Regions from separate parts of the Homo sapiens genome. Here all the other regions are linked to region 1. The links are chromatin contacts, found by Hi-C or POLR2A ChIA-PET in ENCODE. All regions are on one chromosome and are shown on one strand. Each heading gives the region's core, a stretch centred on a gene start or an enhancer-like site at or near the end of the contact. The rest is flanking DNA. Distances are from core to core; before and after follow the strand shown.

Region 1 (5,851 bases), core at 419-2,918:
CACCAGCCCACCCCTATTTTTACTTCGTGATGGCCAGAACATCACCATAGTATGAGGCTACTTTCCTTCTTGTGAGAGCCCCACCATCAGTATAACTGGCACTCTTGGCTAGTATTTAGCCTGTATTTCCTTCATTTCTAATTTCTTTTTTTTTCCTGAGACGGAGTCTTGGTCTGTCGCCCAGGCTGGAGTGCAGTGGTGCGATCTCTCACTGCAAGCTCCGCCTCCCGGGTTCACGCCATTCTCCTGCCTCAGCCTCCTGAGTAGCTTGGACTACAGGCGCCCACCAGCACGCCTGGCTAATTTTTTGTATTTTTAGTAGAGATGGGGTTTCACAGTGTTAGCCAGGATGGTCTCGATCTCCTGACCTCGTGATCCGCCCGCCCTGGCCTCCCAAAGTGCTGGGATTGCAGGCGTGAGCCACCGCGCTCGGCCCTTTCATTTCTAATTCTTAATATTGTCTCCTAAACGTGCAGAGACAAGCACACGTTTTAAAGGCTAAGGAGGTTGTAGGTAGCAGAAGGCTTTAAAAAGTAGCACCTTACTCCTTCACTGGATGGTCTGAGCTGCAGGGACAGCTGCTCTTTGGCCTTCAGCTCACCTCAGAAACTAGAAATATTTATTTCAGGCTCTGTCCCATTGGCCACTGTGGTCAGGGGTGGAAAGCACCTGCCAGGTGTTGCCCTGAGATTGTCTGGGCTAACAAACTTTTCCACAAGCTTTGTGGTTGAACAGTAGCCCCCTCCTAACCCTATCGTTCCTTGGCGTCCAAACTACAGTAGGTGTCGAGTGCCCCCTGGGTGCGAAGCTCGGTATTAGGCAAATAAGGGTGGTTGCTCTCCAAGGCGCTTAGCTGTCCCCCCTTCCCACTTTTTTTTTTTTTGTTCGAGACTGCGTCTCGCTCTGTCGCCAGGATGGGGTGCAGTGGCGCGCTCATAGTGGCTCACTGCAGCCTCGATGTCCGGGGCTCTGGTGACCCTCCCACCTCAGCCTCCAGAGTAGCTGGGACCACAGAAGCGCGCCACCACTCTTAATTTTTTGTACTTTATTTGCAGAGATGGGGTTTCATATTGCCCAGACTGGTTTCGAATTCCTGGGCTCAAACGATCCGCCCGCCTCAGCCTCCCAAAGTGATAGAATTGCAGGGGTGACATGCCACTGCGCCCGACCAAGGCGCTTAGCTTTCTATTAAGTTTTCACAACCACTTTCCTACCACTATCTACTGTTCCTATTTTACAAATGACAAAACTAACCGACAAAAGAGCACTGGACCGTGGGACCAGAGCACGTCCCTGTGGGGTAACCTTGAGCTGGTCGCTTGCCCAGGGCGGCAGCGGATGTCTGAAGCGTCTTCCAATCCCAACATTAGACTTAATTCAAGGTCACCAGTGCTCAGCTGCGGCTGGAACTGGGTCTCGAAACTTGAAGGCCTTCTCTGCTACAGCCTTCGTTCCCGGGAGCAGAAAGAGGAAGTTTCTTAGCCGTGGGCACGCCGGCGCCTTCGCAGAGGCCCATGGCTTGAGGTCCGGCCCGAATGCGCAAGTTCCGACCTGAAATGAACTATGGAGTCCGGGAGGGGTCGCTTTGCTCCTCCGGAAGGCTTCCCCTTCAGCCAATCACCGTTCGAGGCCCGCCCCCGTCGCCGGAAGGAGCCGTCGCCCCGAGCAACTACAACGTCCGGCTTTCTGAGTTGGGTGGCGGGAAAGGCGATGAGTAAAGGCCGGGCAGAAGCTGCGGCGGGAGGTAACGGCGCCGTGGGCGCGGGGAAGACCCGGGAGGGCAGTGGGTGAGGAGGTCGGTTGAGTGGCCCCCTCCCCTGCCTTTCTCTCCGTAGCCGCCGGGATCCTCCTGAGGTACCTGCAGGAGCAGAACCGGCCCTACAGCTCCCAGGATGTGTTCGGGAACCTACAGCGGGAACACGGACTGGGCAAGGCGGTGAGGACCTTCTCCCGGGATTCCCTCTCCGTCGGACTCCCTGGATTCAGGCTGGGGTCGTGCCCTTTGGAGCCTTGGGCGTTTTCCACATCACTGGCTGGATTTCCCCAGACCCAGGCTCAGACTCCTCTGATTGCTCCTTCTCTCTCCTCTGCCAGGTGGTGGTGAAGACGCTGGAGCAGCTGGCGCAACAAGGCAAGATCAAAGAGAAGATGTACGGCAAGCAGAAGATCTATTTTGCGGATCAGGTGAGGAGAACTTGCGCCGATTGTCACCCATGAGAGCCCGACAACGGGTGAATCTACTCCTGGTGTGAACTCTTTGGGGACAAGGCCCCCCATGGAAAACTCACCTGTCTTAGGCCACCATCCTTAAATCAAGGTGTGTACTCCTCTTGTTAGGATCCCAACTTCACGAGGTTTCCAGATTTACAATATGATGGATGACAGAAGATTCTGTATTGTTGCTACCAAGATCCATTTCCGCTCCAAAGCTCTTATTCCTTATCATCTACATTAGCAACACCCTCTGCCAAATGATGTTCCTCCTGCCTCCATCCGATTCTCTAAACACACATATCAAATTTATATTCTCCAGCCCAGACCTCCAGCTGGAATCTGTCAGGCATTAATATCAGAGTCAAAATTGCCACAGTAGAATGCCTCATCTTCCCCCCACCCCGGACTGGTTTCTTTCTAACATTCTCCTCCCCTAATGGAATTACTCTTCACCCAAACCAGAAATTGGGAGCAATTCTTGACTTCCTTTACTAGTCAACCATCAAGTCCAGCTGATTTTTCCGTTTTTATTTATTTTTTTAATTTTTATAGAGATGGGTCTTACTGTGCTGCCCAGGTTGGTCCCAACTCCTGGGCTCAAGTGATCCTCCTGTCTTGGCCTCCCAAAGTGCTGGGAGGACAGGCGTGAACCACAGAGCCTGGCTAATTTTTCCATTCTTGAATCCACTCTCCTTTCCATCTGCCATGGTTGCTCTAGTTCACGCCCTCTTTATTTGTTGCAGTATCCTCCTAACAGATCTTGGCTCTTCAAACATATCTTAAACTCTTAAACATTGCAGTCAGAATGATCTGTCTAAATAGATCTGGTCATGCACCTTCCCTATTTAAAACTCTTCAATGGCTCTCTAGTGCTGCAAAAAACATGTAAAAGGCACCGGAAGACGCCCCAGCCAGCCTCTGGCCTCACCAATCCTCATTATTTTTCTATCCACGAACACTAGATAATTCTGGTGTGTTTTACTGCTCTGTCCTTTGCATGTTGTCTTCCCTGTACCTGCTTCTCTTCCTGGCCAGCTCTTTCTTTCCTTGAGGATTTCACTTAGACATCACCTTTTCCAGAAATCTTCCTTGAATGCTCCGAGCTAATTGTTTCTTTTTCAGGCCCTTATCTCTTTTTGTTATTGTTGTTGTTGTTGTTGTTGAGACGGAGTCTCGCTCTGTCACCCAGGCTGGAGTGCAGTGGCACAATCTCGGCTCACTATAAGCTCCACCTCCTGGGTTCACGCCATTCCCCCGCCTCAGCCTCCCAGAGTAGCTGGGACTACAGGCACCCGCCACGAAGCCTAATTTTTTTTTTTTTTTTTTTTTGGTATTTTTAGTAGAGATGGGGTTTCATCGTGTTAGCCAGGATGGTCTTGATCTCCTGACCTCGTGATCCACCCGCCTCGGCCTCCCAAAGTGCTGGGATTACAGGCATGAGCCACTGTGCCCAGCCTGGCCCTTACCTCTTTTGAGGCATGCTGTATTACAATTTTTACTTGTCTCCTTTATTCAACTGAAGTTCCTCTAGGGCAGACCCCATTTCTCAATTCATTTTTATCTGATCAGCACCTCCGCAGTATCTAACATCCAGCAGATATTACTCGTTAAACTGAACCAAACCACTTTTAAGGCTGACTTTCCTAAAACAGGCTGCATTGTGTTACTCATCTAAAGATAATTCTCTAAAGGAGGGTTTGGCAAACTTTTTCTGCAAATGGCCAGACAGTATTTTTAGGATTTGTGGGCCATATGTATCTCTTGTCATGGCTGGCTGTACAACTGCCACAACTACTCACCTCTGCCACTGTAGAACAGAAGCAGCTGTAGACTATGTAAATGAACGGGTGGGGCTGTTTCAATAAAATTTTGTTTTCAAAAACATGCATCTGGCAGGATTTGGCTTGCTGGCCATAGTTTGCTGGCCTCTGCCCTATAGGTTCACCTTGCCCAAGTGTAGAGTCCAGACTGCACTGGCTGGCATACTTTTTCAACCTGCTCCCCATCACCAACTGATGTGACCTCCCCCACCCCCACACTGATCCCCAGTGCAGTTCTTTTCTAGCAATGGCCCCTCATGAGAGAAGCTCCTCAGACTTACTGGAATCCCTTATCTACATGGATCCCAAGACCCAGCATAGTGGCTCATGCATGTAATCCCAGCACTTTGGGAGGCTGAGGCGGATGGATCACTTGAGCCCAGGAGTTTGAGACCAGCCTGGGCAACGTGGTGAAACCCCTTCTCTACTAAAAATACAAAAATTAGCTGCGCTTGGTGGTGCGCGCCTGTAATCCCAGCTACTTAGGAGGCTGAGGCATGAGAATCGCTTGAAGCCAGGAGGCGGAGGTTGCAGTCAGCCAAGATTGCACCACTGCACTCTGGCCTGGGTGACAGAGAAAGAAAGAGAGGAAAAGAGGGAAGGGAGGGAGAAAGAGAGAGAAAGAGAGAGGGAAAGGGAGGGGGAAGGAGGGAGGGAGGGAGGAAAAAGGAAGGAAGGAAGGAGGGAGAGAGGAAGGTGGAAAGAAGGATGGGAAGAAAGGACAGGAAGGAAGAAGAAAAGAAGTCCATCCATCCCATCCATCATGCTTCTTCACCTGTCCAGTTTCTATCTATTATGGAAACCCATGATCTAGGTTTCCCCACCGTGGGAACAATGTTACTTAACTGCTTCAGCCCAGGTAGTGGTTTTATCACTAAATGGGAAGATTTCTGTCCTAATCAGTATCCTGTCAACCTAGTAGCTTAAGGACAAGCATTAGATTTCAGCTTTTCTTTCCTACCTTTTTAGTGGGGCCGCTCCTTAACTGAAAACAATTTCTCAAAAGTACTCTCCCACTATTTCTGCAGACCCTCTGGAGACTTTGGGGTGTGGCTGGTTCCTGAGCATATCCAAATGGTGCCTTCCCAGGTGTGTGTTCCCATCTTTGTGCCTCACAACAGTTCACTTGTATTTTCCCTCTTTGTCTGGCAGGACCAGTTTGACATGGTGAGTGATGCTGACCTTCAAGTCCTAGATGGCAAAATCGTGGCCCTCACTGCTAAGGTGCAGAGCTTGCAGCAGAGCTGCCGCTACATGGAGGCTGGTAGGACTGGGTAGCCCCTCCAAAGTGCCCATAGGCTTAGGTTCATTCTAGAGGTCAGGAATTACTAAATGAATGGTTCAATGACTGCAGCATCTTGTTGCAGCTAAGACCCCTTTGCTGGGCTCCCTTAGGCATAAAAAGAAATGTAGGATAACTAACGGCTTTTGTGTACCAACAAATGGACAAGATACGCATTTGTTCTCCCTGCCACGATTATCAGTACACTGTCCCCACGTTTCCCTTTATTCCTGCTTCTTTAACTGGCTACGCCTAAGTAAGTGTTCAACCTCACACCCACGCCACTTGTAGATGGAGGAGGAAAGAAAATTAGAAGAATAAATAATCCTGTATGGCTTAGTTTCCATGTGAGATGATAGATCCAGAGCAAGGTGGAACACCTCAGGGAGCACCCACTGGGAAAGACAGAACTCCTTCCTCAGGGGTAGCAAGTGACCCCAGGCGGATGTGGTTTCAGAGCTCAAGGAATTATCTAGTGCCCTGACCACACCAGAGATGCAGAAAGAAATCCAGGAGTTAAAGAAGGAATGCGCTG
Region 2 (5,851 bases), core at 1,809-4,308, 650 kb after region 1:
ACCTGGCTAATTTTTTTTTTTTGAGATGGCGTTTTGCTCTTGTTGCCAAAGCTGGAGTGCAATGGCACGATCTCGGCTCACTGCAACCTCCGCCTCCCGGGTTCAAGCAATTCTCCTGCCTCAGCCTCCGGAGTAGCTGGGATTACAGGCACTCGCCACCACGTCCGGTTGATTTTTTGTATTTTTAGTAGAAACAGGGTTTCACCATGTTAGCCAGGCTGGTCTCAAACACCTGACCTCAGGTGATCCACCTGCCTTGGCCTCCCAAAGTGCTGGGATTACAGGCATGAGCCACCTGACCTGGTCTTTTTTTTTTTTTTTTTTGAGACAGAGTTTCACTCTTGTTGCCCAGGCTAGAGTGCAATGGCATGATCTTGGCTCACTGCAACCCTCTGTCTCCTGGTACCCACCCCTTTCTAAGACCTTCCTACTTTTCTAAGAAGAGGAAGTAGCTACTGTCTTTCTGGAAAGTGACTGCTTCTCATCCAAGGCTACCCTTCCCTCAGGGTGTTCTTTTTTCTCTGCTGGTGGGTACTTCAGGATGGGACATGATCCAGCAGGAGGAGAATAAGTGGGGACAGGGCTACCGAACTCAATTGTTCACTTATCTGGTCATCATTTCTGGTTTTAGGGTGTGGTTGGTGACTGAAAGGGACAAACGACTCTGGGGAGCTGTTGAGAAGCTTGATCTTACAGGAAGTCTCAAAACTACAGGGTTATCCTATCACTCCATCTAGAAGAAGAAGTGGGCAATTTGGAGCAGAAGAAGTGGGCAATTTGGAGCAAAAGAAATGGTCATAAAAACATGTTTTTAGGGCACTGTATCTCATACCTGTAATCCTAGCACTTTGTGAGGCCAAAGCGGGAGTATTACTTGAGCTCAAGTGTTCAATACCAGCCAGGGCAACATAGCAAAACACCTATCTCTACAAAAAAAAAAAAAAAAAAGAAGAAAAGAAAAAATTAGCCAGGCGTGGTGGCATAAGCCTGTAGCTCCAGCTACTTGGAACACTAAGGTGGGAGGATCACTTGAGCTCAGGAGTTTGAAGCTGTATTGAGCTGTGATTGTGCCACCACATTCCAGCTTGGGAGACAGAACGAGATCCTGTCTCTGAAAAAACAAACAAACAAAAAAAAAACAACAGTTTCCTTATGCAGATGTCAGATGTGTAGTTTTGTGGTTAGCACCTCAGCATTGGAGTCTGAGCCCGGCTTTGAATCCTTCCTCTGCCACTTGCTAGTTTAGCGACCTTGGGCATGTTGCTCAACTTCTGTATATTTCCTAATCTATAAAATTGAGTATGCACTGGGTGGGGTGGTTCACGCCTGTAATCCCAGCACTTTGGGAGGCTGAGGTGGGGGGGGATCACCTGAGGTGGGGAGTTCGAGATCAACCTGACCAACATGGAGAAACCCCGTCTCTACTAAAAATACAAAATTAGCCGAGCATGGTGGTGCATGCCTGGGATCCCAGCTACTCGGGAGGCTGAGGCAGGAGAATCGCTTGAACCTGGGAGGTGGAGGTTGGGGTGAGCCGAGATTGCGCCACTGCACTCCAGCCTGGGCAAGAAGAGCAAAACTCCATCTTAACAACAACAAAAATCCAGTCTGCTTAGCAGTGTGCCTGAGGCTGAGGCAGGAGAATCACTTGAATCCAGGAGGTGGAGGTTGCAGTGAGCCAAGATCGCACCATTGCACTCCAGCCTGGAGACAGAGCAAGACTACGTCTCCAAAACAACAACAACAACAACAACAACAACAACAAAAACCATCACCCAATCCCCTTAGGGTGGGATGATGCAATTTATACTAGGGTTACTATAATAATGTTGCTGGTTGGTGCAGCAGCTCACCTCAGTAATCCCAGCACTTTGGGGGGCCGAGGCAGGTGTATCACTTGAGGTCAGGAGTTCGACACCAGCCTGGCCAACATGGTGAAACCCTGTCTCTACTAAGAATACAAAAATTAGCCAGGCGTGGTGGGACATGCCTGTAATCCCAACTACTCCCTAGGCTGAGGCAGGAAAATCGCTTGAACCTGGGGAGGCGGAAGTTGCAGTGAGCTGAGATCTTGCCACTGCACTCCAGCCTGGGCAACATAGCAAAACTTTGTCTCAAAATTGATAATAATAATCATATGTTGCTTACTGGCCACCTTTTATAAGCAACGGTGTGCTGGGGACATTGAGGCTTCTGCATGCAACCTCCCATCCAATCTGCCAGCAAATGATGGGAAGGTAAGGCTGCTCTGTGGAAGGAGGCCGGTTAATCATGAAACATTTAAGTAAAAGTGGAGGAAAAGGTCACTGTTAACGCAGAGAATGGAGATTGCAAGTGGGAACTGGTAGAAAATGGCCAACCACAGGGCTTATCTGTGACAGCAGTGTGTCCATCAAAAATCAGTGAATAATAGAAACAACAGGGTCCTCCAGGCATCATCAAGACCTCAGTGTTATCTGCAATCAAAAGGTGAGGGCAGGGGGCAGGCGCAGTGGCTCACGCCTGTAATCCCAGCACTTTGGGAGGCCGAAGCGGGTGGATCACGAGGTCAGGAGTTCGAGACCAGCCTGGCCAACACAGTGAAACCCCCATCTCTACTAAAAAGACAAAATAATTAGCCGGGCATGGTGGCACGCGCCTGTAGTCCCAGCTACTTGGGAGGTGGAGGCAGGAGAATCACTTGAACCCGGGAGGCGGAGGTTGCGGCGAGCCGAGATCGTGCCATTGCACTCCAGCCTAGGCAACAAGAGCGAAACTCCGTCACAAAAAAAAAAAAAAAAAAAAAAAAAAAAAGTGACGGGTGATGGGGTGATGGATAGGTTGAGAGCTCGACTCACGTTGCTGAAGCTCTGCGCGGCTTTAGAAAATTCCCCGCACAGGTAGAGCCGCTCGCCTTCGGCCATATAAGAGGGAAAGGTGCTTCGCAAGGTCTCGCCTTCGGGGTCCGACATGGTGACCGGATTTAGAGACGCTAAAGCAGAGACAATCAAAGAAAAGCTGGAGAACCTCTATCTGGTTTGTGGAAGCTCCGTTTCTTAGCAACCATGAGATGTACAGCGACTTCCGGTTCCGCCCCCGTCTGGCAAGGGCCCGGATTCTGGGTACAACCTGCCGGCGTGCGCTTGCGCCAGTTCTGCCGCGCACTGGGCCAGGGAGTGATGATTGCGTGGCTGACGGCTGGGCTGGTTAGTGTTTGCTGTTGCACGCTCTGGCGGTTCTCTCTGGAGTTGCTGCCTGAAAAGGCTCCCTTGTAAGACAGCCAAGAAAACAGGAAGAGGGTTGGAGGCAAAGTTCCGAATAGGGATGAGGCATACGTGGTAAGGATATGTGCACGGCGTACCGCCATTAGGGGGAGAGAGCACTGGGCTTGGAGTCAGCAGACTTGGGCTGACTTCGCTCCTGTCACTTCCTAACTGCGTGACCTCTCGCGGGGCATGTAAGGGCTCCCAGCCTCGAATGTTCCACCTGCCAAATAAATATGAAAATAATGGAACACTCAGGGATGCGAGGATTTGCATAAGAAAACATGGAAAATAACGTTGGGTTCAACATAATTTAACGCAGTTATTTGAGCAGCTACTAGTAGCGGGCCTTGACCAAGGCATATTCTGACGTCCTTCCCCATTCCCTCACCATCACCACTCCTCCAAAAGTGGACTAGGTGCTTCTTCTGGGCTCCAACGATACCCTAAGTAGCTTGCTTAACTGCCTTTACTACGTTACTTCCAAAACGTCCTAATGTCATTGTTAAAGTTTAAATAGTAAAAAGATGTCTTTAACTACAAATGCACACACACACACACACACACGGCATACATGTAAAACTGGGGATATTTGAGTAAGATCAGTGGATTGTATCAGTGTCAATTTTCTGGTTGTGTTATTGTACTAAAGTTTTTAAGGATGTTACCATTGGGAGAAACTGGGAAAAGGGTACATGGGATCTCTTTTGTATTTATTTCTTATGAACTGCATATGAATCTATGATTATCTCAAAAGGTTTAATTCAAAATATAAGAAATAATATGGTCCCTGCTTGAAGGAGTTTTATCTAATAGGGGAGAAAGATGTATAAACAAGTAACGGCCACTTAAGTGATATTAACTAGTAATTAAAAGTTCTGTGTGCCTGTGAGGGAGATGAGGACAAAGTGGTGTGAAACCCAGGCAAATGAATGATTCAGCCAGGGTCTGGGATGGGTTAGAGACATGTTCATAGAGGGGTAATATTTGAGCTGAGGGTGAGTATGGTGGAGCCCAGTAGACGTAAGTAGAGAATGAGAGCTAGGTGTGGTGGCTCATGCCTGTAATCCCAGTACTTTGGAGACTGAGGTGGGAGGATCGCTTGAGCTCAGGAGTTCGAGACCAGTCTGGGCAACATGGCGAAGCCCTGTCTCTACCACAAATACAAAAGTGAGCTGGGTGTGGTGGCGTGTGCCTGTAGTCCCAGCTACTCAGGAAGCTGAGGCAGGAGGATCACTTGAGCGTGGGAGGTCGAGGCTGCAGTGAGCCATGTTTGGGCCACTGCATTGTAGCCTGTGTAACAAAGCAAGACCCTGTCTCAAAAAAAAAAAAAAAAAAGGAAATAACATGTGCAAAGGCTGGAGGTGTGTACATTCACAGGGTGTTTAAGGAGCAGCAACAGGTTTAAGGACCTGCAGTGAAACTGGTCCTGTTCTAAGTTAAGGTGGGCTCATTGATGAGTTGAGGACTGTTGCTGGAGCAACCAGGATTAATCAGAAAAAAACCTCCTGCAAGGAAGAGATCTACAGATTCAGTGCAGTTCCAATCAGAACTCCAGCAGCTTTTTTTTTTTTTTTTTTATGGTGGAGTCTCACTCTGTCACTCAGGCTGGAGTGCAGTGATGTGATCTCGGCTCACTGCAATCTCCGCCTCCCGGTTTCAAGCTAGTCTCCTGCCTTAGCCTCCTGAGTAGCTGGGATTACAGGTGCACACCACCATGCCCAGCTAATTTTTTGTATTTTTAGTAGAGATGAGGTTTCACCATGTTGGCCAGGCTGGTCTTGAACTCCTGACCTCAGGTGATCTGCCCGCCTCAGCCTCTCAAAGTGCTGGGATTACAGGCATGAGCCACTGTGCCTGGCCCCAGCAGCCTTTTTTTTTTTTCAGTAATTAACAAGCTGATTTTAAGATTTATGTGGAAATGCAAAAGACCTAAAATAGCCAAAACCATTTTGAAAAAGAAGAACAAAAGAGAACTTAAATTCTGTGATTTCAAGACTTATTTTAAAGCTACGGTAATGGTATTAGCATAAATATGTAAATATATATGGATTAATGGAACAGAAATAGATCCACACATATATGATCAATTGATGTTCAATGAAGTTGCCAAAGAGATTCAATGGAGAAAGGATACTCTTTTCCACAAATGTGTGCTGAAGCAATTGGATAGCCATATGGAAAGACAAAATCCAAAATAAAAAACCTTGATCCTTACCTCACACTATATACAAAAATCAACTGGAAATATTTTAATGTAAATATGTATTTAATTAATTTTTATTTTTATTTTTTGAGAGAGAGTTGGCCTTGTCCACCAGGCTGGAGTGCAGTAGTGAGATCTTGACTCACTGCAACCTCTGCTTTCTGGGCTCAGGCCACCCTCCCACCTCAGCCTCCTGAGTAGCTGGGACTACAGACACGCACCACCACACCCAGCTGATTTTTGTGTTGTTTTGGTAGAGACAGGGTTTTGCCATGTTGCCCAGGCTGGTTTTGAACTCCTGAACTCAAGCAATCCTCCCACCGCGGCCTCTCAAAGTGCCAGGCTTACAGATGTGAGCCACCATGCCTGTCTAAATATAAATATTGAGTTTTTTTTTTTTTGA
Region 3 (5,851 bases), core at 1,976-4,475, 590 kb before region 1:
TTTTTAGTAGAGACGGGGTTTCACCGTGATAGCCAGGATGGTCTCGATCTCCTGACCTCGTGATTCCACCCACCTCGGCCTCCCAAAGTGCTGGGATTACAGGCGTGAGCCACCATGCCCGGACTATTTTTTAAAATATTTTTATGGGAAAATTTAAATCTATACAAAAGTAGAGAGAATATAATGAATCCCTATGGACCCATAAGCTAGCTTCTTTCATAATTATCAACTCAGGACCAATTTGCTGTAACCAAAGGTTTACAGCAATACCCTTTCCCTACTAGATTATTTTGACAGACATCTATGCTTTTATCCATTAAGAATTGAGTATGTACCTCTAAAAGATAAGAATTTTTTAAAAACAGTCTAGATATCATTATCATGCCTAACAAGTTAACAATTCCTTAATCAGATTTCTATTCTGATCATTATGTTTTTAATTAAGGATTTTGTTTACTGATGAATGGTTACGTTTAACTGGTTTTTATGACTTTATGAAAAAATAGCTTAGGTTGAGAGGAACAAGATATGAAAAAATAGCTTAGGTTGAGAGGAACAAGATTAAGTCCCAGGGATTTACAGCGTGGTCTGCGGGGGTGGGGGTGGGGGGCAGAGGGGAGGCGGAGGAGCACACAAACTGGGAAGACTTAGCTTCCAGACATACCTCCGGCCCATTACTAGACATAAAACTGTGAGCAGGTCAGTTCGCTTTTGAGCTTCGGTTCTTTAACCTATAAAATAGGTCTAATACGTCTGCTTTGACTATCTCACAGTGTTACCATAAGGATCAAATTAAAAATGTGTACGCAAGTTCTTTCAAAATGTCATTCAAATATAAAAAATATGATAATAAAGGCCAAGCACAGTGGCTCATGTCTGTAATTCCAGCATTTTGGGAAGCAGAGGCAGGCAGATCGTTTGAGTCGAGTTTGAGACCAGCCTAGCCAACATGGTGAAACCTCGTCCCTACTAAAAATACAAAAATTAGCTGCGTGTAGTGGCGCAGGCCTTTAATCCCAGCTACTCAGGAGGCTGAGGCAGGAGAATTGCTTGAACCTGGGAGGCAAGGTTGCAGTGAGCCAAGATCATGCCACTGCACTCTCGCCTGGGTGATAGAGCGAGACTCTGTCTCAAAAATAAAATAAAATAAAAAACTGGACGGGTGTGGTGGCTGATGCTGGTAATCTTAGCACTTTGGGAGGCTGAGGCGGAAGGATCATGAGCCTAGGAGTTCAAGACCAGCCTGGGCAACAAAGCCAGACCCTGTCTCCTTAAAAAAATTAAGTTCAATTAAACATTTTAAAAAATAATAGGGCCGGATGTGGTGGCTCACGCCTGTAATCCCAGCACTTTGGGAGGCCGAGGTGGGTGGATCACGAGGTCAGGAGATCGAGACCATCCTGGCTAACACGGTGAAACCCCGTCTCTACTAAAAATACAAAAAATTTAGCCAGGCGTGGTGGTGGGCGCCCGTAGTTCCAGCTACTCGGGAGGCTGAGGCAGGAGAATGGCGTGAACCTGGGAGGTGGAGCTTGCAGTGAGCCAAGATCGCGCCAATGCACTCCAGCCTGGGCGACAGAGCAAGACTCCATCTCAAATAAATAAATAAATAATAATAAACCAGTCTTTAGAACCATAAACCTGTACTGTTTTCCACAATGTAATGCACTGCCCTGTAAAATACTACAATTAAGACTGTCATTTAAAGGCACTTTTTTGAAACCCTAAGACAATTATCCCCCAATTTTCTCCATTCTTTGTTTCTACCAAGAACCAAGTTCACCACCAAAATAATATTAGTCTCTTAACAACAATCCTGCTGACATCTAGTATTCATTCATATGAAATGTAATTATTGGGGTCCTTAAAATTTGAGAATCTTTGTCAATTCCCCAGGACCTTAGGCAAAAAATCAAGGAAATGAAGTGACTCAGTCCGCCAAAAGTGGGTATTCTGAAATATCACTTTCCAACTTCAAGAAACACACTTCCCTACTTGTGAAGGAAATGAATCTTCCTCTCTTTTTCTCAAATTACACAATTGGAAATTTAGATACTCTGGAGCTCCTCCAGCTGGTGGGCCAACTAAGAGAAAACAGGAAGTGGGAGATTCTAGCTTGGCTGGACCATATCCAGGTCTTCATAAGGAACTCTCTTTGGCTGACATGTAAAAAAATTCTTTCAGCAGGAGCATTAATCTTAAACGTGTGTAAACACCAAAGCTATGGTTAACCCTATCTGCCCCTTAGGTCTACAGCCAGTAGAGTCAGATAGCTGGGTCTTAGGCCTTCAGCTTTCATAACTGGCATTATTGTAAGTCCATGCCACTGACTCACCTTTGCTTGGCACAAGTTAGCTTTTCCTCCACGTCGATTTTTTTTTCAGCCTCAACAAAATCCCTTTAATGAAACAGACCTGGCAACCTGAGCTTTGATTACTGTCTCCACCAGAGGCCTTTACAAGCCAAGTTATCCAGGCTTTAAAATGTGTGACCTGAGGCCGGGAGCGGTGGCTTATACCTGTAATCCCAGCACTTTGGGAGGCCAAGGCACGAGGATCGCTTGAGCTCAGCAGTTCAAGCCCAGCCTGGGTTGGTCTTTGAGAAAGCAAGACTCTGTCTCAAAAAAGTGTGGCCTGAAAGCTGAGTGTTTGACAAAAAGGAAAAACAGTGCCTTTCCAAAACCGAAGGTCCCTAACCAAGGAGATCTCTTTAAGGTCTCGAAAAAACGAGGATGGGATGAGAAGGATGTGTAAGTAGTGTCATTTTTTTACTTGCAGAGTTCATCCTAGTCTTCCAGTTTTCGTTTCCTAGCACTCCATGTTCCCAAGACAGTGTCACTACCCCGAGGGCTCTCTCATTTTCTTTGCCTAGGCCCTCATTCCACTGGGGAGTCGTGGCCTTCCATCAGTAGAAGCCGGATGTTCTGACCCACAGACTCTCCAACTCTCCGGCGCTTCTCGCCAACTCGGTCCCTCTGAACATGAAGGGCTCTCTCATCCTGTCACTAAAAAGATTAGCTGTCCCGAAACACGGAAAAAGTCGCCCCTCTTCTTTGCAGGATTCCTCCCTTGAACTTCCCCAAACCCTCTTAGCGTGACGTGACCCCACCCCTAGGTAACCGCAGCTGCTTCCTTACCAGCTTCCCGCCCCCGGGGGGCGCCTGCCGGAGGCCAATGCAAGGACCGTCCGCTACCGGCTCTGCCGCTATCCCTGTGGGGTGAATCTAACATGGCGGATAAAGACAGTAACTAGTCCCCTGTTTCTCCGAGTGTTCGCCAAGATGATTGGCTCTCACCACTTGTCCCTCAAAACGACCACGCCATTGATTGGTGGAGATTGCGTCGATGGGGCGGGGCAGAAGCAACCTGAACCCGAACAACAATAACAAACATTGAGGCTGAGGGGCGGAACTAGGAGTGCGCAGATGTGGGCCAGAGCGGATTTCCCCTTCCCCAGGCAAATTCGGCGCCCACTGCGTCCCCGCAGGCCACTGACCTTAGAGGACTACTTGCCCGAGACTCGTGGGGCTGGATGGGAATCGTAGTCTTCCTAGGAGTTGTAGGTATCTTTTTTTGGCCTAGTCTCTGCTCTCAAGATAGGAGAACATAACAACACTCCAATCCATTACTGTTGACATGTATAAGCCCGCGGAGGTCTCCAATCTATCCACTGGATTTCCGTGAGAATTGTGCCCGCTTTGGTATTGGATGTTCCTCTCCATAAGACTACAGTTTCCAAGGAACAGTGTGGCCAAGGCCTTTCGTTCCGCAATGCATGTTGGAAATAGTAGTTCTTTCCCTCCACCTCCCAACAATCCTTTTATTTACCTAAACTGGAGACCTCCATTAGGGCGGAAAGAGTGGGGTAATGGGACCTCTTCTTAAGACTGCTTTGGACACTATCTTACGCTGATATTCAGGCCTCAGGTGGCGATTCTGACCTTGGTACAGCAATTACTGTGACGTAATAAGCCGCAACTGGAAGCGTAGAGGCGAGAGGGCGGGCGCTTTACGGCGAACTCAGGTAGAATTCTTCCTTTTCCGTCTCTTTCTTTTTATGTCACCAGGGGAGGACTGGGTGGCCAACCCAGAGCCCCGAGAGATGCTAGGCTCTTTCTGTCCCGCCCTTCCTCTGACTGTGTCTTGATTTCCTATTCTGAGAGGCTATTGCTCAGCGGTTTCCGTGGCAACAGTAAAGCGTGGGAATTACAGATAAATTAAAACTGTGGAACCCCTTTCCTCGGCTGCCGCCAAGGTGTTCGGTCCTTCCGAGGAAGCTAAGGCCGCGTTGGGGTGAGACCCTCACTTCATCCGGTGAGTAGCACCGCGTCCGGCAGCCCCAGCCCCACACTCGCCCGCGCTATGGCCTCCGTCTCCCAGCTTGCCTGCATCTACTCTGCCCTCATTCTGCAGGACTATGAGGTGACCTTTACGGAGGATAAGATCAATGCCCTTATTAAAGCAGCCAGTGTAAATATTGAAACTTTTTGGCCTGGCTTGTTTGCAAAGGTCCTGGCCAACGTCAACATTGGGAGCCACATCTGCAGTGTAGAGGGGGGGAAAAAAACGTGACTGCGCGTCGTGAGCTCGCTGAGACGTTCTGGACGGGGGACAGGCCGTGGGGTTTCTCAGATAACTGGGCCCCTGGGCTCAGGAGGCCTGCACCCTCTGCTCTGGGTTAAGGTAGAAGAGCCCCGGGAAAGGGACAGGGGCCCAAGGGATGCTCCGGGGGACGGGCGGGGGAAAGTGAATTTCCGAAGCTAGGCAGATGGGTATTCTTATGCGAGGGGCGGGGGCGGAACCTGAGAGGCATAAGGCGTTGTGAACCCCCCGGGGAAGGGGGCAGTTTGTAGGTCTCGAGGGAAGCACTAAGGATCAGGTTGGGGGCACAGTGTGTCCGAGGAGGAATCCTCCTGATAGGAACTGGAATGTGCCTTGAAGGGGACACCATGTGTATAAGAACATCAGCTGGTCGCCGGGGATGGTGGCTTACGCCTGTATTCCTAGCACTTTGGGAGGCCAAGGCGGATGGATCACGAGGTCAGGAGTTCGAGACCAGCCTGACCATCGTGGTGAAACCCCGTCTCTACTAAAAATACAAAAATTAGCCGGGCGTGGTGGCGCGCGCCAGCTACTCAGGAGCTGAGGCAGGAGAATCGCTTGAACCCAGGAGGCGGAGGTTGCAGTGAGCCGAGATCGCGCCATTGCACTCCAGCCTGGGTGGCAGAACGACACTCCGTCTCAAAAACAAACAAAGAAATAAACACCGGCTGGTATATATGAGAAGATGGGCCCTTGCGGAAGAAGAAGTGCCAGGAATATGTCTGGGAAGGGGAGGAGACAGGATTTTGTGGGAGGGAGAACTTAAGAACTGGATCCATTTGTGCTATTGAGAAAGCGCAAGAGGGAAGTAGAGGAGCGTCAGTAGTAACAGATGCTGCCGGCAGGGATGTGCTTGAGGGGGATCCTGAGATGAGAGTGGGTCGCTGGGAAAGGCTAGGGGCAGGGAGGCCTTGATTGGTGTTGGTTTGGTCGTTGTTGATTTTGGTTTTATGCAAGAAAAAGAAAACAGCCAGAAGCATTGGAGAAAGCTCACCACTTACCCGGTCAGTCACTCCCCTGTAGCTTTCTCTTTCTTGGAGAAAGGAAAAGACCCAAAGGGTTGGAAGCAATATGTGAAAAAATACAGAATTTATATTGTCTAATTACAAAAAGCAACTTCTAGAACCTTTAAAGGATTTTGTATTATTCTAAAACCTTCCAAATCTTAAATTTACCTTATTTTATTTTATTTATTTTTGAGACGGAGCTTCGCTCTTGTTGCCCAGGCTGGAGTGTAATGGCGTGATTTG
Region 4 (5,851 bases), core at 3,352-5,851, 550 kb before region 1:
AACCAGTCATTAGAACCATAAACCTGTACTGTTTTTGACAATGTAATGCACTGCCCTGTAAAACACTACAATTAAGACTGTTATTTTAAGGACCCTGAAGTCTGTGAAGATCAGGCACTTTTTTGAAACCCTAAGATAATTATCCCCCAGTTTTCTCCATTCTTTGTTTCTACCTAGAACCAAGTTCACCACCAAAACGCAGTCCTGCTGACGTCAAGTATTCATTCATATGACATGTAATTACTGGGGTCGTTAAAATTTGGGCAGAATCTTTGTCAATTCACCAGGACCTTAGGCAAAAAATCAGGAAAATGAAGTGACTGACTCAGTCTGCCAAAAGCGGATATTCTGAAATACCACTTTCCAACTTTAAGAAACACTTCCTGCCAGGTGCGGTGGCTCACGCCTATAATCCCAGCACTTTGGGAGGCCGAGGAAGGCAGATCACGAGGTCAGGAGATCGAGGTCATCCTGGCTAACGCGGTGAAACCCCCATCTCTACTAAAAACACAAAAAATTAGCTGGGCGTGATGGCGGGTGCCTGTAGTCCCAGCTACTCGGGAGGCTGAGGCAGGAGAATGGCGTGAACCCGGGAGACAGAGTTCGCAGTGCACTAGCCGCGATCGTGCCACTGCACTTCAGGCTGGGCGACAGAGCGAGACTCAGTCTCAAAAAAAAAAGAAAAAAAAGAAACACACTTCCCTACTCGTTAGGGAAATTAATCTTCGTCTCTTTTTCTCAAATTACACAATTGGAAATTAATTTAGATATTCTGGAGCTCCTCCAGCTGGTGGGCCAACTAAGAGAAAACAGGAAGTGGGAGATTCTAGCTTAGCTGGACCATATCCAGGTCTCCATAAGGAACTCTCTTTGGCTGGCATGTAAAAAAATTCTTTCAGCAAGAGCATTAATCTTGAACGTGTGTAAACACGAAAGCTATGGTTAACCCTACCTGCTCCTTAGGTCTACAGCCAGTAGAGTCAGATAGCTGGGTCCTAGGCCTTCAGCTTTCATAATTGACATTATTGTTAAGTCCATGTGACTGACTCACCTTGTCTTGGCACAAGTTAGCTTTTCCTCCACATCGATTTTTTTTTCTTTCAGCCTCAACAAAATCCCTTTAATGAAACAAACCTGGCAACCCGAACTTTGGTTACTGTCTCCACCAGAGGCCTGTACAAGCCAAGTTATCCAAGCTGAGGCCGGGAGTGGTGGCTCATGCCTGTAATCCCAGCACTTTGGGAGGCCAAGGCAGGAGGATCGCTTGAGCTCAGGAGTTCAAGACCAGCCTGGGCTGGTCTTTGAGAAAGCGAGACTTTGTCTCGAAAAAAAAAAAAAAAGTGTGGCCTGAAAGTTGAGTGTTTGACAAAAAGGAGAAACAGTGCCTTTCCAAAACCAAAGGTCCCTAACCAAGATCTCTTTAACGGGGTCTCGAAAAAAGGAGAATGGGATGAGAAGGATATATGGGTAGTGTCATTTTTTAACTTGCAGATTTCATCCTAGTCTTCCAGTTATCGTTTCCTAGCACTCCATGTTCCCAAGATAGTGTCACCACCCCAAGGACTCTCTCTCATTTTCTTTGCCTGGGCCCTCTTTCTACTGAGGAGTCGTGGCCTTCCATCAGTAGAAGCCGGATGTTCTTGTGTCCGAAATTGGTGGGTTCTTGGTCTCACTGACTTCAAGAATGAAGTTGCGGACCCTCACGGTGAGTGGTACAGTTCTTAAAGATGATGTGTCCAGAGTTTGTTCCTTCTGATGTTCGGACGTGTTCAGAGTTACCTCCTTCTGGTGGATTCGTGGTCTCGCTGGCTTCAGGAGTGAAGCTGCAGACCTTTGCGGTGAGTGTTACAGCTCTTAAGGCGGCATGTCTGGAGTTTGTTCGTTCCTCCCGTCTGGAGTTGTTCATTCCTCCTGGTGGGTTCGTGGTCTCGCTGGCTTCAGGAGTGAAGCTGCAGACCTCTGCGGTCGGTGTTACCAGCAGATAAATGCTATGCGGACCCAAAGAGTGAGCAGCAGCAAGATTTATTGCAAAGAGCACAAGAACAAAGCTTCCACAGCGTGGAAGGAGACCAGAGCGGGTTGCTGCTGCTGGCTCAGGCAGCCTGCATTTTTTTTTTTTTTTTTTTTTTTTTTTGAGATGGAGTCTCCCTCTGTCACCCAGGCTGGAATGCAGTGGTGCAATCTGGGCTCACTGCAAGCTCCGCCTCCCGGGTTCACGCCATTCTCCTGCCTCAACCTCCCCAGTAGAGGGGATTACAGGCACCCACCACCGCACCCAGCTAATATTTTGTCTTTTTAGTAGAGTCGGGGTTTCACTGTGTTAGCCAGGATGGTCTCGATCTCTTGACCTCGTGATCCACCCCTCTAGGCCTCCCAAATTGCTGGGATTACAGGTGTGAGCCACTGGCACCCAGCGGGGCAGCCTGCTTTTATTCCCTTATCTGACCCCACCCACATCCTGTTGATTGGTCCATTTTACAGAGAGCTAATTGGTCCGTTTTGACAGGGTGCTGATTGGTGCATTTACAATCCCTGAGCTAGATATACACAGAGTGCTGATTGGTGCATTTACAATCCTCTAGCTAGACATAAAAATTCTCCAAGTCCCCACTACATTTGCTAGACACAGAGCACTGATTGGTGCGTTTACAAACCTTTAGCTAGACACAGAGTGCTGATTGGTGCATTTGCAAACCTTGAGCTAGACACAGAGCACTGATTGGTGCATTTACAATCCTTTAGCTAGACACAGAAGTTCTCCAAGTGCCCACCAGATTAGCTAGATACAGAGTGCTGATTGGTGCATCCCCAAACCCCAAGCTAGACACAGAGTGCTGACTGGTGCATATAAAATCCTCAGGCTAGACATAAAAGTTTTCCAAGTCCCCATCTGACTCAGGAGCCCAGCTGGCTTCACCTAGTGGATCCTGCGCAGGGCTGTGCCGGGCGCCTGCACTCCTCTCAGCCCTTGGGCAGTCGATGGGACCGGGCGCTGAGGAGCAGGGGGCGGTGCCCGTCGGGGAGGCTCAGGCCACGCTGGAGCTCACAGGGGTTGGGAGGGGGCTCGGGCATGGCGGGCTGCAGGTCCTGAGCCTTGCCCTGTGCAGGGCGGCTGGGGCCCGGTGAGAATTCAAGCGGGGTGCAGGCGGGCCGGCAGTGCTGGGGGACCCGGCGCACCCTCTGCAGCTGCTGGCCCGGGTGCTAGGCCCCTGACTGCCCGGGGCCGGGGGTGCGGGGCCCGCTGAGCCCGCGCCCACCTGGAACTCGCGCTGGCTGGCGAGCGCTGCGCGCAGCCCCAGTTCCCACACCCGCCTCTCCCTCCACACTTCCCCGCAAGCAGAGGGAGCCGGCTCTGGCTTCGGCCAGCCCAGAGAGGGGCCCCCACAGCGCAGTGGCGGGCTGAAGGGCTCCTCCAGCACGGCCAGAATGGACGCCAAGGCCGAGGAGGCGCCGAGAGCGAGCGAGGGCTGCTAGCACGTTGTCACCTCGCATTCTGAACCACAGACTCTCCAACTCTCCGGCGCTTTTCGCCCACTCGGTCCCTCAGAACACGAAGGGCTCTCTCATCCTGTCACTAAAACGATTAGCTGTCCGGAGACACGGAAAAAGTCGCCCCTCTTCTTTGCAGGATTCCTCCCTTGAACTTCTCCAAACCCTCTTAGTGTGACGTGACCCCACCCCTAGCTAACCCAGGCTGCTTCCTTACCAGCTTCCCGCCCCCTGGGGAGGCGGCAATGCAAAGACCGTCCGCTGCCAGCTCTGCCGCTATCTCTGTGGGGTGAATCTAACATGGCGGACAAAGACAGTAACTAGTCCCGTTTCTCCGCGTTTTCGCCAAGAAGATTGGCTCTTACCACTTGTCCCTCAAAACGACCACCCCATTGACTGGTGGCGATTGCGTCGACGGAGACGGGGCAAAAGCAAGCTGAACCCGAAAAATAACAAACACTGGGGCTGAGGGGTGGAACTACGAGTGCGCAGACATGGGCCAGAGCGCATTTCCCCTGCCCCAGGCAAATTCGGCGCTCACTGCGTCCCCGCAGGCCACTGACCTTACAAGACTACTTGCCCCAGACTCCTGGGGCTGGATGGGAATTGTAGTCTCCCTAAAGAGTTGTACGTATCTTTTTAAGGCCTAGTTTCTGCTTTCAAAATACGAAAACATAACACTCCAGTCCATAACTGTTGACAAGTACAAGCGCGCACAGGTCTCCAATCTATCCACTGGATTTCCGTGAGAATTGTGCCCGCTCTGGTATTGGATGTTCCTCTCCATAAGACTACAGTTTCTAAGGAACACTGTGGCGAAGACCTTTCATTCCGCAACGCATGCTGGAAATAATTATTTCCCTCCACCCCCCCAACAATCCTTATTACTTATATTTACCGAAACTGGAGACCTCCATTAGGGCGGAAAGAGTGGGGGATTGGGACCTCTTCTTACGACTGCTTTGGACAATAGGTAGCGATTCTGACCTTCGTACAGCAATTACTGTGATGCAATAAGCCGCAACTGGAAGAGTAGAGGCTAGAGGGCAGGCACTTTATGGCAAACTCAGGTAGAATTCTTCCTCTTCCGTCTCTTTCCTTTTACGTCATCCGGGGGCAGACTGGGTGGCCAATCCAGAGCCCCGAGAGACGCTTGGCTCTTTCTGTCCCTCCCATCCTCTGATTGTACCTTGATTTCGTATTCTGAGAGGCTGCTGCTTAGCGGTAGCCCCTTGGTTTCCGTGGCAACGGAAAAGCGCGGGAATTACAGATAAATTAAAACTGCGACTGCGCGGCGTGAGCTCGCTGAGACTTCCTGGACGGGGGACAGGCTGTGGGGTTTCTCAGATAACTGGGCCCCTGCGCTCAGGAGGCCTTCACCCTCTGCTCTGGGTAAAGGTAGTAGAGTCCCGGGAAAGGGACAGGGGGCCCAAGTGATGCTCTGGGGTACTGGCGTGGGAGAGTGGATTTCCGAAGCTGACAGATGGGTATTCTTTGACGGGGGGTAGGGGCGGAACCTGAGAGGCGTAAGGCGTTGTGAACCCTGGGGAGGGGGGCAGTTTGTAGGTCGCGAGGGAAGCGCTGAGGATCAGGAAGGGGGCACTGAGTGTCCGTGGGGGAATCCTCGTGATAGGAACTGGAATATGCCTTGAGGGGGACACTATGTCTTTAAAAACGTCGGCTGGTCATGAGGTCAGGAGTTCCAGACCAGCCTGACCAACGTGGTGAAACTCCGTCTCTACTAAAAATACAAAAATTAGCCGGGCGTGGTGCCGCTCCAGCTACTCAGGAGGCTGAGGCAGGAGAATCGCTAGAACCCGGGAGGCGGAGGTTGCAGTGAGCCGAGATCGCGCCATTGCACTCCAGCCTGGGCGACAGAGCGAGACTGTCTCAAAACAAAACAAAACAAAACAAAACAAAAAACACCGGCTGGTATGTATGAGAGGATGGGACCTTGTGGAAGAAGAGGTGCCAGGAATATGTCTGGGAAGGGGAGGAGACAGGATTTTGTGGGAGGGAGAACTTAAGAACTGGATCCATTTGCGCCATTGAGAAAGCGCAAGAGGGAAGTAGAGGAGCGTCAGTAGTAACAGATGCTGCCGGCAGGGATGTGCTTGAGGAGGATCCAGAGATGAGAGCAGGTCACTGGGAAAGGTTAGGGGCGGGGAGGCCTTGATTGGTGTTGGTTTGGTCGTTGTTGATTTTGGTTTTATGCAAGAAAAAGAAAACAACCAGAAACATTGGAGAAAGCTAAGGCTACCACCACCTACCCGGTCAGTCACTCCTCTGTAGCTTTCTCTTTCTTGGAGAAAGGAAAAGACCCAAGGGGTTGGCAGCAATATGTGAAAAAATTCAGAATTTA

What was found. Hi-C counts contacts between places; a loop is a spot of excess contacts on that map. ChIA-PET counts read pairs that join two places held with the same protein, here RNA polymerase II (POLR2A). Pooled maps may share reads with other maps.
Region 2: a loop to region 1 is called in a pooled map, with 6 times the contacts of the local background. The contact joins the promoter of ODAD4 here to the promoter of PSMC3IP in region 1. A Hi-C loop is called at or near these places in 5 of 50 pooled maps. POLR2A ChIA-PET finds 5 or more read pairs at or near these places in 3 of 52 experiments (AG04449, activated CD4-positive, alpha-beta T cell and naive thymus-derived CD4-positive, alpha-beta T cell).
Region 3: a pooled map shows a loop between it and region 1 (13-fold over the local background). The contact joins the promoter of NBR1 here to the promoter of PSMC3IP in region 1. A Hi-C loop is called at or near these places in 2 of 37 single-sample maps with no recorded cell type and 11 of 50 pooled maps. POLR2A ChIA-PET finds 5 or more read pairs at or near these places in 1 of 52 experiments (activated CD4-positive, alpha-beta T cell).
Region 4: a loop to region 1 is called in a pooled map, with 13 times the contacts of the local background. The contact joins the promoter of NBR2 here to the promoter of PSMC3IP in region 1. A Hi-C loop is called at or near these places in 9 of 50 pooled maps. POLR2A ChIA-PET finds 5 or more read pairs at or near these places in 2 of 52 experiments (GM12878 and H1).

The regions. Positions count from the first base shown.
Region 1 is chr17:42,573,546-42,579,396 of GRCh38, reverse strand. It overlaps PSMC3IP (PSMC3 interacting protein), which reads left to right and starts at 1,668. Exons shown (of 8, transcript NM_016556.4): 1 at 1,668-1,744; 2 at 1,836-1,936; 3 at 2,095-2,184; 4 at 5,187-5,298; 5 at 5,774-5,851. The coding sequence starts at 1,711. RefSeq lists an enhancer at 1,317-1,406 and a silencer at 1,707-1,756.
Region 2 is chr17:41,927,824-41,933,674 of GRCh38, reverse strand. ODAD4 (outer dynein arm docking complex subunit 4) reads right to left here and starts at 3,058. Exons shown (of 12, transcript NM_031421.5): 1 at 2,838-3,058. The coding sequence starts at 2,951. It also overlaps a transcript of ACLY not described here. RefSeq lists enhancers at 2,950-3,049, 3,230-3,319, 3,032-3,935.
Region 3 is chr17:43,168,588-43,174,438 of GRCh38, reverse strand. NBR1 (NBR1 autophagy cargo receptor) reads right to left here and starts at 3,225. Exons shown (of 21, transcript NM_005899.5): 1 at 3,137-3,225. It overlaps LOC101929767 (a long non-coding RNA gene), which reads left to right and starts at 4,036. Exons shown (of 2, transcript NR_110868.1): 1 at 4,036-4,313. It overlaps LOC124900391 (a long non-coding RNA gene), which reads left to right and starts at 3,475. Exons shown (of 2, transcript XR_007065760.1): 1 at 3,475-4,023. It also overlaps a transcript of BRCA1 not described here and the pseudogene BRCA1P1. RefSeq lists enhancers at 3,085-3,194, 3,515-3,624, 3,875-3,924, 4,195-4,404.
Region 4 is chr17:43,124,307-43,130,157 of GRCh38, reverse strand. NBR2 (neighbor of BRCA1 lncRNA 2) reads right to left here and starts at 4,601. Exons shown (of 8, transcript NR_138145.1): 1 at 4,388-4,601. BRCA1 (BRCA1 DNA repair associated) reads left to right here and starts at 4,794. Exons shown (of 23, transcript NM_007294.4): 1 at 4,794-4,887. RefSeq lists enhancers at 2,602-3,415, 4,344-4,433, 4,563-4,587, 4,484-4,613, 4,720-4,742, silencers at 3,422-3,439, 5,463-5,498, cis regulatory regions at 3,464-3,493, 3,844-3,873, 4,550-4,558, 4,720-4,742 and promoters at 4,543-4,809, 3,053-4,809.